Regions from separate parts of the Mus musculus genome. Here region 2 is linked to region 1. Evidence: chromatin loops called from intact Hi-C (ENCODE). Cell type or tissue: left cerebral cortex. All regions are shown on one strand. Each heading gives the region's core, and the rest is flanking DNA. Links, peaks and the distances in the headings are about the cores only. Region 1 overlaps Aox2 (aldehyde oxidase 2). Region 2 holds the start of Gm22371 (a small nucleolar RNA gene).

Region 1 (2,919 bases), core at 301-2,800:
AGTTATAGGTGCTTGTAAGCCACAAATGTGGGTGCTGAGAACTGAACTCTGGGCCTCTGGAAGAGCAGCAAGCTCTCCTAATGACTGAGCCAAATCTCCAGCCACTCTACTGGATTCTTTTAAAAACCGAAATAGATCTAACAGATTTTCTTGTCAGTTCTGGGGAGTAGAACTCAGGGCCTTGGACATGCTAGGATAACATTCTACTTCTGAGCTATGATCCTAGCCCTGATGTTTAGCTATTGACAATAACTATTTTAAATTATGTAAGACAGTGAGATCTTAAGAAAGCAATCCCCAAGGTGTCACTAGACAGACAAAGTGCCACGGGTGGGCTACCAGGTGTGTTCCTCAGAGGCTCTTAGGTCACTGCACCAGAGTCACCTGGTTGTATTTGTTAAGAACATGAATCTGCCCTTCTGGAACCTGAGCATCTGGAGACAGGCAGGAGAGCCTGCATTTAAGAGACCAGTGGGCCATTCTGTTGCATGGTAAAGTCTGGAATCCTTACGCTTCCAAGGATGAAGGTGAAGGTCTGAGGGTAGAGAGAGAGTGTAGACTAGAGTTCATCTCTGATGGCCTGACTAAGAAGTTTGGGCTCAAAGGATGTGCAAGCTATGGGTTAGTAAAGAATGGGTAGAATTCTCAGAGCAGCAGGAACAAGATGGGGAGAGACTGGCCTGGAGGAGTCGTGTAGAGAGCAGGAAGTATGACAAATCGGGCTTGGTCAAGTTTTAGGGCTGATGAGCTGCTGAAGAGAGACCTGGGGAAGGTGGGGGTTTTAGATGAATTAGTATGATTCTCTGATTATTGTTATTGTTATTATTATTATTATTATTATTATATTGTGAATTGAACCCAGGACTTTTGCCCATAATAACTACTCTATCATATGCTCAGCTATGGTTTTCTGCACTTGAAAGAAGAGATAAGGATAGAGAGCTAGCGAGAGCAAGAGAGAGGGAGGGAGGAAGGGGAGAAGGGGAGAGAGGGAGAGAGAGAGAGAGAAAGAGAGAGAGAGAGAGAGAGAGAGAGAGAGAGAGAGAGAGAGATCAGCAGCTGGCACATAAGGAGCATATCTATTTTCATCTGTCTTCAACCTTTGAATTGAGGACTTGTTTACAGATTGATAACACCTGAAGATAATGTTTATTAACCCTATATGTTTATAAAACTAAAACTGTTACAAATCTTTCAGATGAGAGGCTTATTATGAATTGATATATGCCGCTCTACCAAGACTCTTTGTAGTCTTAAGTCCTGGCAACTATGAACATAACCTTGTTGAATAATAAGATCTCTCCCAGTGGAATCAAGAGGTAACAAGGTTGTCCAGGCCTGGGGCGGGCCTACCCCAGTGGCTGATGTCTGTAAACAAGAGGAAGATCTATAAGCCAGACAGCAAGGAGAAAGGTGTGAGGTAGAAACAGTTTGGAGCTATGTAGCTCATGAGCTCAGAAATGCCAAGACTCAGCTGACTGAGAGGAATAAGGCTGAGAGGAATAAGGAAGCAGTCTCTTCAGGGCTTTCAGACACAGCACTGGTGGGCCGATAGCTCGACTCCAGACTTAATGCTCCCAGAACTGCATGAGAACTTTCTGTGTTTTCAGCCAGTTGTGCTTTGTTGGGTAGGCTCATGGATTCCGGTCCCTGGGGAGCATGTGATAAGTCAGCAGACAGAAGTGTGGTGGCCCCTGGGCCGCGTGCAGATGACTTGACGTCTGTGTCTGCACACAAATGTTAGAAATGACTGTGGCTTGGCACTGGAGCAGAGCTAGGAAGATCCTGAGGGTGGTGTGGGAAAGCATGAAGAACCTTTTCCTTCTGCCTGCCTCCTGTGTCACACCTACCTCCCAAGGCCTCCATGAGCTGTTCCTCTGAGGGCTGCGGGTGGTTCCTGAGCAGTGTGTAGATGGACATCACCATCCCAGGGGTGCAGAAGCCACACTGGGTGCCGTGGCTCTTGGCGATCCTCTCCTGGAAGCATACATTTGTGGTCACATCTGCCGCCTCAGATTCTCTCCAGGGTCCACAAATCTGTACCATTCTCACCCTCTGAGCAAATGTGCCCCGCCCCGTTGTCCAGTTCTGTATATTCCCCTTTCTAGGCAGCTCCCAAAGGCAAGAGGTTCAGAAGTTACCGCTCACAACTTTAATTACTTTTCAGGGTCAGATGCTCTGAGACTTCTGTTTGGGAATTAGCAGTGTGCAGCCGGCACTCCCAGTGAGAACACTTATCCAGGAATTAGTAATTATTAGGAGGGTGCACGTAAGTTTCAAAACTGGTTTTCTTGAACACCCGTACATCTTCCACGGCTTAGATCTCATGGGAGGCTGTGCGGCTTTGACTGACATGGAGACCATTGCTGATCTCCTGTTGTCTTCCTTAATATTTTCTGTGTCAGCTCAAAAGACTTAGCTTTCAGGGACCGAGGATTTTGGTCTCTGTTATTTCAAGCGTGATCTATGGTCTTCTGGGAAATGGTGGGGAACTCAGGTCCCTGCTCCAAACTGCTTGGCCAGAATCTGAACTTTTAGCAAGTTCCAGGTGACTCTTGTGAACACCAAAGCTTGGAAGCTTGGCTCTAGATTCAGTGCACAATGCCTGGGGTCCCACTGTGTGGACTTAGCTGCGAGTGTCTTGTACGACTTCCTAGCAGACTCTTTTCTGGGTCCTTTATCTTTACTGACCTCTTTGGAGTTGACTCTCAAGTGGTTAAATCAAGAAACCCTGGGGCTTCTCCTGCCTAAAATCCCTGAGCATTGGTTGATCTGACTGTGGCTTCCCAAACTCCCACGACAATGACAGGAGAATCAGTGCCAGCACATGTCACATCACCGTTCAACCCAACACTGCCGCTTCAGCAGCAGGCTGAGTGCTGGAGGGGGAGTGTCCCCGTCCTCTAGGGAGTTGCTCTC
Region 2 (2,919 bases), core at 273-2,772, 860 kb after region 1:
CAAAGGCCGCCATGACTAGAGGGATACAGGGTCCCTGCAGACTTTGTGATTTGATACACCAGACCAACACATCTCCACTTTGGGCTTGCCCTCGTACCAGAGACTGACATCTGTTACTTAAGCCACCATTTTGTGTGTGCCTGTGGTGGTAGTGGTGCTTTGAAATCAGGCCTTGTTGTGTAGTCCTGACTGGCCTCCACTTCCTTATGTAACTCAGTCTGACCTTGAGGTCATAACAATCCTCTTGCCTCAGCCTCCTACAGGCTGCGATTCCAGGAAACGAGCTACCTATCCCAGATGTACTTGCCAGTCTTAAAAACTCCAGTTTCATGCAGTCACAACTCACAACAATTATTTCTACATCCTGCCCATATCGTGAGATTAAGTGACCAATAAATAATTTATAGTCAGATTAACATGATGTAATGTGTTATATGAACACTTTTGGCATCGTTTGGCACTCCCTTGGTGTAAAGGTGTTTTATTTACCTGAGCAGATCTCAACAGACAGGACTGGGATTCAAGTTGTCTTTGGCCTTGTCTTCAAAGCTTCAGAGTCCTGTAGTGCCCACAAGTTACCTGCTGGCATTACCTCCCAGATCTGGAAATAGCTCCTTTTGTTCCTGAGCCTCCTGTTACCACCAGTACAGCAGTAGCTTCCCAGGAATGTGATAAATTGTTCTTCTTTGATCCTCATAGTTGGTGGGGCTGTGCCCGAGTCACTGAACTTTATCACTGTCCAGGTCAACACCTAAGTGCTCATGTGAAACATTTTGGAGTTGTATGTTTTGTTTACTGTAGTGCCATGGGCTAACTGTCACTAGCCTGTGTCTGCTACCTACTCCTGTACATGGGTCCAGGTGTGTCTTCCCAAACATACACTCCAGAGCCCCAAATAAGCACGCACTTTTGTTTCACTCCATTGGTTTAGAGTTGTTACTGTTGTATGTGAACTGACACACTTTGGAATACAAAAAATAGCCTTCAGGCAGGAGGAGTGATTGGAGAGACAGAATGCCATCTCAGAAATGTGGGGAGAGCCTCCTCTACTCTGCCTTGTGTCAGCTTTGTAACATGAAGTTAACTTTTGCCAAACCTTTTTAGTGAAATGACTTATTTTACATATCTTTGCCACAAAAGTATGTCAGTAAGCAAAGCAAGCCTCCATTCCTCCGTGACTCCAGACAGAGCCTACAAGCTTAGTGTCAAGGCTGACATTTAGATTCCACACACAGCTAGCTCCACCATGTGGTAAGTTGGAATGAATGACATTAGCTATCACAAAAGCATGGTCACATATCTAATACTCCTTGAGAAGGGATTGGACTTAGTTTAAAACAAAAAAGCAAAACAAAACAAAACAAAACAAAAGACCCACACCCAGTTTGCTAGGACATCAAAGCAAGAGTAAAAGGGAAGTTATTCCCATGGTAAGATTTAGGAAGCTCAAGAGAACTCAACAAATATCTACTAAGTTCTCCCAGGTAGGGCTTGGGGCACAGCTGTTACAAGTTCCTGCTCCAGTTAGATGGACAATGGCATGATAAAACCAGGCTCAGAGGATAGGGAACGATGGGCGAGGGGAGGGGTTATTCTAAAAAAAGTTAACAGAAACATTGCCAGGCAGCCCACATTTTACTCTCCATGTGAGCATTCTCTTACAGTCTTGAAAGACTGCAAAGCATCAAGATGTGTACATCTTGGTTTTGAAATTATATCACACTGAACAGAATCCAGGGCTTCTTAGAGAAGTCACCTATACCATGTCTGTGAAAGAAGGAAATGAACATCCCAGGATGTGTTTTTTTATGCCAGAAAACACAGTACCACTCAAAAAAACAATTTTGGGTCATAGCAACCTTTAATGTGTCTACAAACCAGGGCCCAGGGGCTCCCAGTTGGAAAACTGGAGAACATGTAAGCATCATCATGAACAATGACTATAATTAATACTATGCTTATTGAAAACATTTAAAAGTTTATAGTGATAATCAAGTATCAAGAAATAGGTCCCTACTTTATATTTAAAAAGATAGTAGAAAATAGTATAGAATTAATGAATAATTATTTTGCAAATGATAACTGAACTCTGATCTTGTATATTGATGTCTGACTGCTGAGACAACAAACTATCCCAGTGTGGTTGTTTACCACTATATAACCCAATCTTTTGGCAGTTCTGGAGGCCAGAAGTCCAAACCAGGTTAGCACGCTGCTTCCTTCAGGAACCTCCAGGGAATATGCTCTTCTAGCTTTTCAATGATGTTCACATCCCTTGACTCTCAATAACCCGTGTCTTTCTAACTTGTGCCTGAGTTATCTGACCTCCTTCCATGCTGACCCTCCCACCTCTTATAAAAATACCACTGATAACACTGATAGCCACAGACGTGAACCAGGATAACACAAGACGAGTGATGTAATCACACCCAGGACAGGAGTCATCACAGTCACGAGTACCAGGGATTGGATACAGATGTCTTGGTATGGGATGTGGGCATTATACCCCCACCACAGCTTTGTGAATGGTTGCTTGTGAGTAGAGTAACTACAAGATATCAAACTATTATTTACAGACTGATGGTTAATTGCAAAGGAGAAAATTGGCTTTCGTAATTAAGGATTCTCATTATTACTACCCTAAACAATGGAATGATGAGGAATTACGTAGCACTCATTTTGATCTAGTATACGATGCATAAATAACTTATAAGATATTCTTCCTACCCCTAGTGGCACTGTAGGTATGGCTGGTGTGTCACATGTGCATCAGTAGGTGGCAGAGAAGAGAGGCTATGTCTATGCTTAGTGTTCTGATCCATGAACATCTGAATGACTAGTATCCTAATAGTCCCTGAAAAAATTCGAGCCTGAGACAACCACCAGACTGGTGCCATTGGAGCTTGCTTGAGCTGATCC

The links. A loop is a pair of places that touch in the nucleus more often than their neighbours do. Peaks named below come from ENCODE experiments on the same cell type or tissue, not always from the same donor. Only the 100,000 strongest peaks of a DNase experiment are listed, where the experiment ranks them.
Region 2: a loop joins it to region 1, with 4 times the contacts of the local background. A loop is called at or near these places in 32 of 42 quality-filtered maps.

The regions. Positions count from the first base shown.
Region 1 is chr1:58,284,629-58,287,547 of GRCm38, reverse strand. It overlaps Aox2 (aldehyde oxidase 2), which reads right to left. Exons shown (of 36, transcript NM_001008419.2): 5 at 1,851-1,977. Among named protein-coding and RNA genes, the nearest start is that of Aox2, 7.8 kb to the right of the region's middle. In left cerebral cortex, for the core only: no CTCF peak of the experiment used is centred there; a DNase peak (open chromatin) is centred at 1,746.
Region 2 is chr1:57,422,177-57,425,095 of GRCm38, reverse strand. It overlaps Gm22371 (a small nucleolar RNA gene), which reads left to right and starts at 2,723; the gene lies at 2,723-2,852. In left cerebral cortex, for the core only: CTCF peaks have their summits at 1,244 (motif pointing left) and 2,747; a DNase peak (open chromatin) is centred at 1,210.